Linked DNA regions of Homo sapiens: region 1 is linked to region 2. The links are chromatin loops, found by intact Hi-C in ENCODE. Cell type or tissue: endothelial cell of umbilical vein. All regions are shown on one strand. Each heading gives the region's core, and the rest is flanking DNA. Links, peaks and the distances in the headings are about the cores only.

The links. Hi-C counts contacts between places; a loop is a spot of excess contacts. Peaks named below come from ENCODE experiments on the same cell type or tissue, not always from the same donor. Only the 100,000 strongest peaks of a DNase experiment are listed, where the experiment ranks them.
Region 1: a loop joins it to region 2, with 5 times the contacts of the local background. A loop is called at or near these places in 104 of 110 quality-filtered maps.

The regions. Positions count from the first base shown.
Region 1 is chr2:65,275,523-65,278,435 of GRCh38, reverse strand. No RefSeq gene overlaps it. Among named protein-coding and RNA genes, the nearest start is that of ACTR2, 49 kb to the right of the region's middle. RefSeq lists an enhancer at 2,676-2,913. In endothelial cell of umbilical vein, for the core only: no CTCF peak of the experiment used is centred there; a DNase peak (open chromatin) is centred at 1,565.
Region 2 is chr2:65,552,125-65,555,037 of GRCh38, reverse strand. No RefSeq gene overlaps it. Among named protein-coding and RNA genes, the nearest start is that of LINC03050, 49 kb to the left of the region's middle. In endothelial cell of umbilical vein, for the core only: a CTCF peak has its summit at 1,596 (motif pointing right); a DNase peak (open chromatin) is centred at 1,627.

The sequences.
Region 1 (2,913 bases), core at 289-2,788, 280 kb after region 2:
GTGTTCTTCTCAAGGGCCACTTGGATTCCAGGGGCCACTGCTAACCTTAGTAACTGTCATTCTTTCCATTTCTTGCCTTCCTCTTGCAAGTGGAGAGTTTATAAACTCCACTGACTCATTTATGAAGCTCTGAGCCAAATCCGGGGCCTTGGACCACAGTGTACACCTGCTGGTCAAAAATTAAACCTACCAAGGGGAAAAAAGCCTCAACTGATCACTCCTAAAAGTGGGACAAGCTCCTCTGGATCCAAATGCCTGTAGCCAACACTCCTTTCACTCGTTCACTCCCAGAGCTTCCACTTAAGTTTCTTCATGGAAATGGTTTGCTATCAACAGAAGAGCAAGCCCTTGTGGGCACTTCATATCAAAGCACTTTTCAAATGGCACTTGGGACGCCAACCACTCCAGGCTTGGGGCACTTGACTCACTGAGTTAAATTAAGGCACACAAAGGACAAGTGCTTTTCCCAAGGCCTGTGATGAGGCGCAGGGTCAAGACAGCCTCCTAAACTGATCAAGGCTTTGAAATAGGACAGGGCTCAATGACCACCACACAGAGCCATCAATGGGTGTTGGAAAAGCAACGGTTGTATAGTCAGGAAGATGCTTGAGCCCCACTCTGGCTCTACAGCTTCTTAGCTCTGAGTCTTTGTTCTTGTTACTTTACCTCTTAAGTCTCAGTCTCCTCATCTACAAAGTGGTGATAATTCCTACTTGCATTAAGTGAGAATGCTGGCAAATGCTTAAGGTACAGTGCCTGGCACTTCACAGACACTCATAAATGGTGACCTTACAGCTTTGTCGTGTCCTCGCTGTTGTTCTCATTGCTTCCTTTTTAGCTCTCTTAATTAACGTAGGGTCTGAAGACCATGGTTGGCTCTGCCCGCAGAAAGTCAAGGAACTTTAAAAGTTCAATAAACACGTTTGAGATGCATTCTTGTTCTCCAAAAGGCAGTAAACCAAGGCAGAAAAATGCACCCCTTTTCCAAAAGGGATTTGAAACAAAGCCCTTTGGAAGCAGATGAGACTGGTAGCATGTTCCTTTGTGAGCAAGATTAGGCACAAGAATGAAGCAAGCCAGCAGTTTTCTCAAGGTATACAGTGGCACCCTGGAGAGTAAGCCCGAAGAGTCTCAAGAGTCCCCAGGCGGAAAAGCCTTTGCCTTCATTCTCTTAGGAAACTCCTAATTAAGTGAAACCTTCTGTACAAACATACCAAGATTTTTTATTAATATCATTTAGTCTGTAGCTTAATTCTTACAAAATTTCCCTGGTTTCTGATTCACATTTTTCTAAGTGCAAAAGACCCCTTCCTAAGAGTGTCACCTCAATTTCTGGAAGTGGAGCCAGGTATCTGCATTGTCACTAGCTCAAGAGAGTCTCAGGCACCCCAAAGTTTGAGAATCACTGGCCCGAGTGTTGCTAGAAATGCTCGGAGAAGGGGCGAAGGTGGGAAAAAATGGAGCACCTACGGAGACTCGGAATTCACAGTCTAAATGGAAATCGTTTACACTGATATTGTCACAAATCCAAGCTATCTGGGGTGAATGGTTTCCTGATTTTTTCTCCATAAATCAATGTGGATATTCTTGGCAAGCTCTGCTCCTCTGCAGGGTGGGCAGCTGTGAGTCAAGCTGCCTCCTCTTCTCTTGACCTTGTCTTCCTGCTTTTTGCAGATGCAATTCTTTCCCTGTCTGCCTCACAGCTAATTATTTCAGCAGACAAGCTCAGAGCCTGAAGAAAACAGGGTGTATTCTTGAAAGTAGTAACTGTACTGAAATTTAGTGGGAAAAGTTTCTCCTTTAGCCCTATCTTCTGAATAAAATCAGCTAGTGGTGTGAGCTGCCATTTGGTTTAGGTTGACAGTTAGCAAATCATGCCTTCTGAGTTTAAGGTACTCTTTAGTATTCTATTTTATCCTAACAGTTCAGGGAACTTGGGAGCAGCAAAGGTTTTTGCGATCTGGGCCAAAGTCACAAGTTTTCTAGTTTCAATGGTGGGGATGGGGGTGGAAGAACCATAAATCCAATCCTCTTTAGACTCTTAAAACATGGAATTTCATTACATAAATCATTCTCTTCACGTATTTGTTCAAAAGTGCAACAAAACAAAGCTTTCATTTAGGATATTCAAGGAAGCCTGTCTTACTGTTATTAAAGCACCTGAGGGAGGATTTGTGTTGGCTCACACCACAAATCTTAGCTTCTTTTGAATGGTATGAACAGAAAAAAAATGTTTAAGGCATAAAAGAGTTGCTATGAAATGGAAATGATGAAGATCATTTTCATGCAACACTAAGACTGGTCGGATTAACCAAAAGAAATCAACATAAAGTTGTCATACCATTTAAAAAATAGTAGCTTAAAGTCAGAAGATAGTTTTCCTCACACCACCTATACCTTGTGTTTCAAAAACACAAATGGTGAACACTGGCACTCCCCAAATCCACATTATGAACTGCATTCTGTATTAGGGGACCATGTCAGTTTTGATATCATAAGAAACATAATTATAGCAGTCATTAATGTGTGGACTGTTGGTCACCATAAACAATTCAATACTTCCACTTTTGAACAAGTTGCATCCAAAAGTTCATTTGTCAGTTGCATAGAACTTGAAATACATACATGCTCTCTAAAAGTAAAGCTACATCTGGTAGGTTGGTTTCTTGGCCTGATTATAAATCACTTTCATGTATCAAGCAGCTAAACTTGTAGCATTAGCTGTACTAGCTTGAGTTCAGGAAGCTGGAACACTGCAAGTCGGAAGCGAGGAGAAAGGAATGTTGAAATGAGCAGTTTGCTTTGGTTATTTTACCACTTCCAGCACTCAACTCTCATCTACCAAGGTGAGCTTGCCCTAAAAAGTGAGCTTGCTCTAAAAACTGAATTTCCTCAGGAACCTACCAATTTTCT
Region 2 (2,913 bases), core at 268-2,767:
GGTTGAGTAGGATATGATGAAGACTCCACACCCCAGCCTCCGGGCTTGACCTCTTCTTATCTAACACCCACTGGTCATTTTCTCAGTCAGCAGGTCCTCTCCCTCCACATGCCCCAAGCCTGCCCACTTTTGCCACCACTACCCACAATGATGAGTCACCTTTGACTCTTCCCCCACCTTCTCTTCCACACACTCCACCACTATCCCCATGCCTCTGAGTTTATGGCTAAGCATTTCCATGACCTGCCCTCTCCTCTGCCTTATTTCTACTGTCACTGCCTTAGGGTTCAGGCCTGGCACACCTCTCTCCTAGATGAATGCAACAGCCGACTGCCCTCGATGACTCCAGAACGGTCCCTCTCAGATCTGTCCTCCCCACCAGCTGCTAGAGTGGAAAGTAAAAAGGTATGGCTGTTTATTTGAAAATGCAAAATCAGCCAGGCGTGGTGGCTTACATCTGTAATCCCAGCACTTTGGGAGGCCGAGGCGGGCAGATCACGAGGTCAGGAGTTCAAGACCAGCCTGGCTTAATATGGTGAAACCCCGACTCTACTAAAATTACAAAAATTAGCCAGCTGTGGTGGCATGCACCTGTAGTCCCAGCTACTCAGGAGGGTGAGGCAGAAGAATCACTTGAACCCGGGAGGCAGAAGTTGCAGTGAGCCAAAATCACACCACTGCACTCCAGCCTGGGTGACAGAGTGAGACTGCATCTCAAAAAAAAAAAAGATTCCTCACTGCCAACCTACAACTAAGACCTGTCCATCCCACTCACCTCCAATAAAGGCTGAGTTCATCTCACAGTTCATAAGCCCTCCAGGACCTGGCCTTGTCTATGATCCAGCCTTATTTCCTACCACTCTCCACCTCAACTGCTAAGCTCCAGGTTCCTTGAAAATCTGAGTTGACAAAGCACCCACTGCCATTTCACACCTCGATGTGCAGACTCCTTGGTGACATTTGCAGGACCCCAGGGGCAAGAGTACAAATGAGGCCCACGTGTTGTACCATGTGTCTGAATACAATTTTTAAATCAAGTTAACAACTGGCTCAATAAAATATTTCCTTTCTAAAATTGAGATGTAATTTGCATACCATAAAATCCATCACTTTAAAGCATACAATTCAGTTGGTTTTTGGTATTTGGTGTCCACACGCAGGACCCTGGAGGCCTGCCCGGACTGTTGGGTGAGCCAAGGCGCCCGTGCCTTATCCCTGCCAGGAACATACACCTCAGCCGCGGCACCCCTTTGGGTAATTCTGTTCCTCCTCCCACCACGAGAAGGGAAAGAGGGGGGAAAAGAGATCCCCAAGCCAGTTTGTTCCTTATGAATTGCCCTGGGAGAGAGGTTTACTCTGGGCCAACAACAAAATGATGGGCTAAAATTTTTTTAATCTTCTGCGTATTCTAGTTATTCAATTTATACTCCCCCACCCAGTGACTTCCAATCCCTTTTGCAATACACAGCAAAATACAACTCTGTCTCAGACCATATTTTTCAGATCACATTTCCCGGGGTTGTTTCAGTAAAATAGTATTCGCCGATATACAGAGCCCCTTTTCTTCCCGCATGTTTTCTCCCTATTCTCCACAAGAGGGAGCCAGCAGGTCCTGTTTGGGCCACGGCTTCTCCGCTCCTCACATCCCTTCTCCAACCAGGGCAAAGAAGACGTGGGATCAGAACCTGCGGGCGGTAAACCAAGCCCACAGCTCTCACACTGTTTGGTGAGCAGGGCTGTGTAGAACAACAGGATTTTTCAACAACTTATTTCAAGGGAATAAGAGGTGAACACCTGTTTTTGTTGTTGTTGTTGTTGTTGTTTGTTTGTTTTTTGTTGTTGTTTTGAGACAGAGTCTCGCTCTGTCGCCCAGGCTGGAGTGCAGTGGCGCGATCTTGGCTCACTGCAACCTCTGCCTCCCGGGTTCAAGTGATTCTCCTGCCTCAGCCTCCTGAGTAGCTGGGATTACAGACACATGCCACCACGCCCGGCTAATTTTCATTTTTTTAGTAGAGACGGGGTTTCACCATGTTGGCCAGGCTGGTTTCGAACTCCTGACCTCGTGATCCGCCCGCCTTGGCCTCCCAAAGTCCTGGGATTACAGGCGTGAGCCACCGTGCCTGGCGAACACCTGTTCTTTAAAAAAAAGAGAGAGGCTGGGCGCGGTGGCTCATACCTGTAATCCCAGCACTTTGGGAGGCCGAGGTGGGCAGATCATGAGGTCAGGAGATTAAGACCATCCTGGCTAACACAGTGAAACCCCGTCTCTACTAAAAATACAAAAATAATTAGCCAGGCGTGGTGGCAGGAGCCTGTAGTCCCAGCTACTCTGGAGGCTGAGGCAGGAGAATGGCGTGAACCCGGGAGGCGGAGCTTGCAGTGAGCCGAGATGGCGCCACTGCACTCCAGCCTGGGTTACAGAGCCAGACTCCGTCTCAAAAAAAAAAAAAAAAAAAAGAGAGAGAAAGAGTGATCTGGAAACAATGGAAAAAGCTTTCTGTTCATTGAAGTCCATAATAGCGTTGTATGTACATGTTTAGTGAGCACAAAATTATTCCACAAATATAAATTAACTGGTTTTAGAAAAAATACATGGAAGACATTTTTATTAAGTCTCAGTTGCTGTCCTATTTTTTTTTTTTTTTTGAGACAGGGTCTCGCTATGTTGTCCAGGCTGGTCTCCAACTCCTGGCCTCAAGGGATCCTCCTGCCTCAGCCTCCTAAAGTGCTGGGATTACAGACACATGCTACCACACCCGACTTAATGTATTTTAATGGAACACAAAACTGATTTTTTTTTTTTTTGAGACAGAGTCTCACTCTGCTGCCGGAGCTGGAGTTCAGTGGTGCAATCTTGGCTAACTGCAACATCTGCCTCCTGGGTTCAAGCAATTCTCCTGCCTCAGCCTCCCT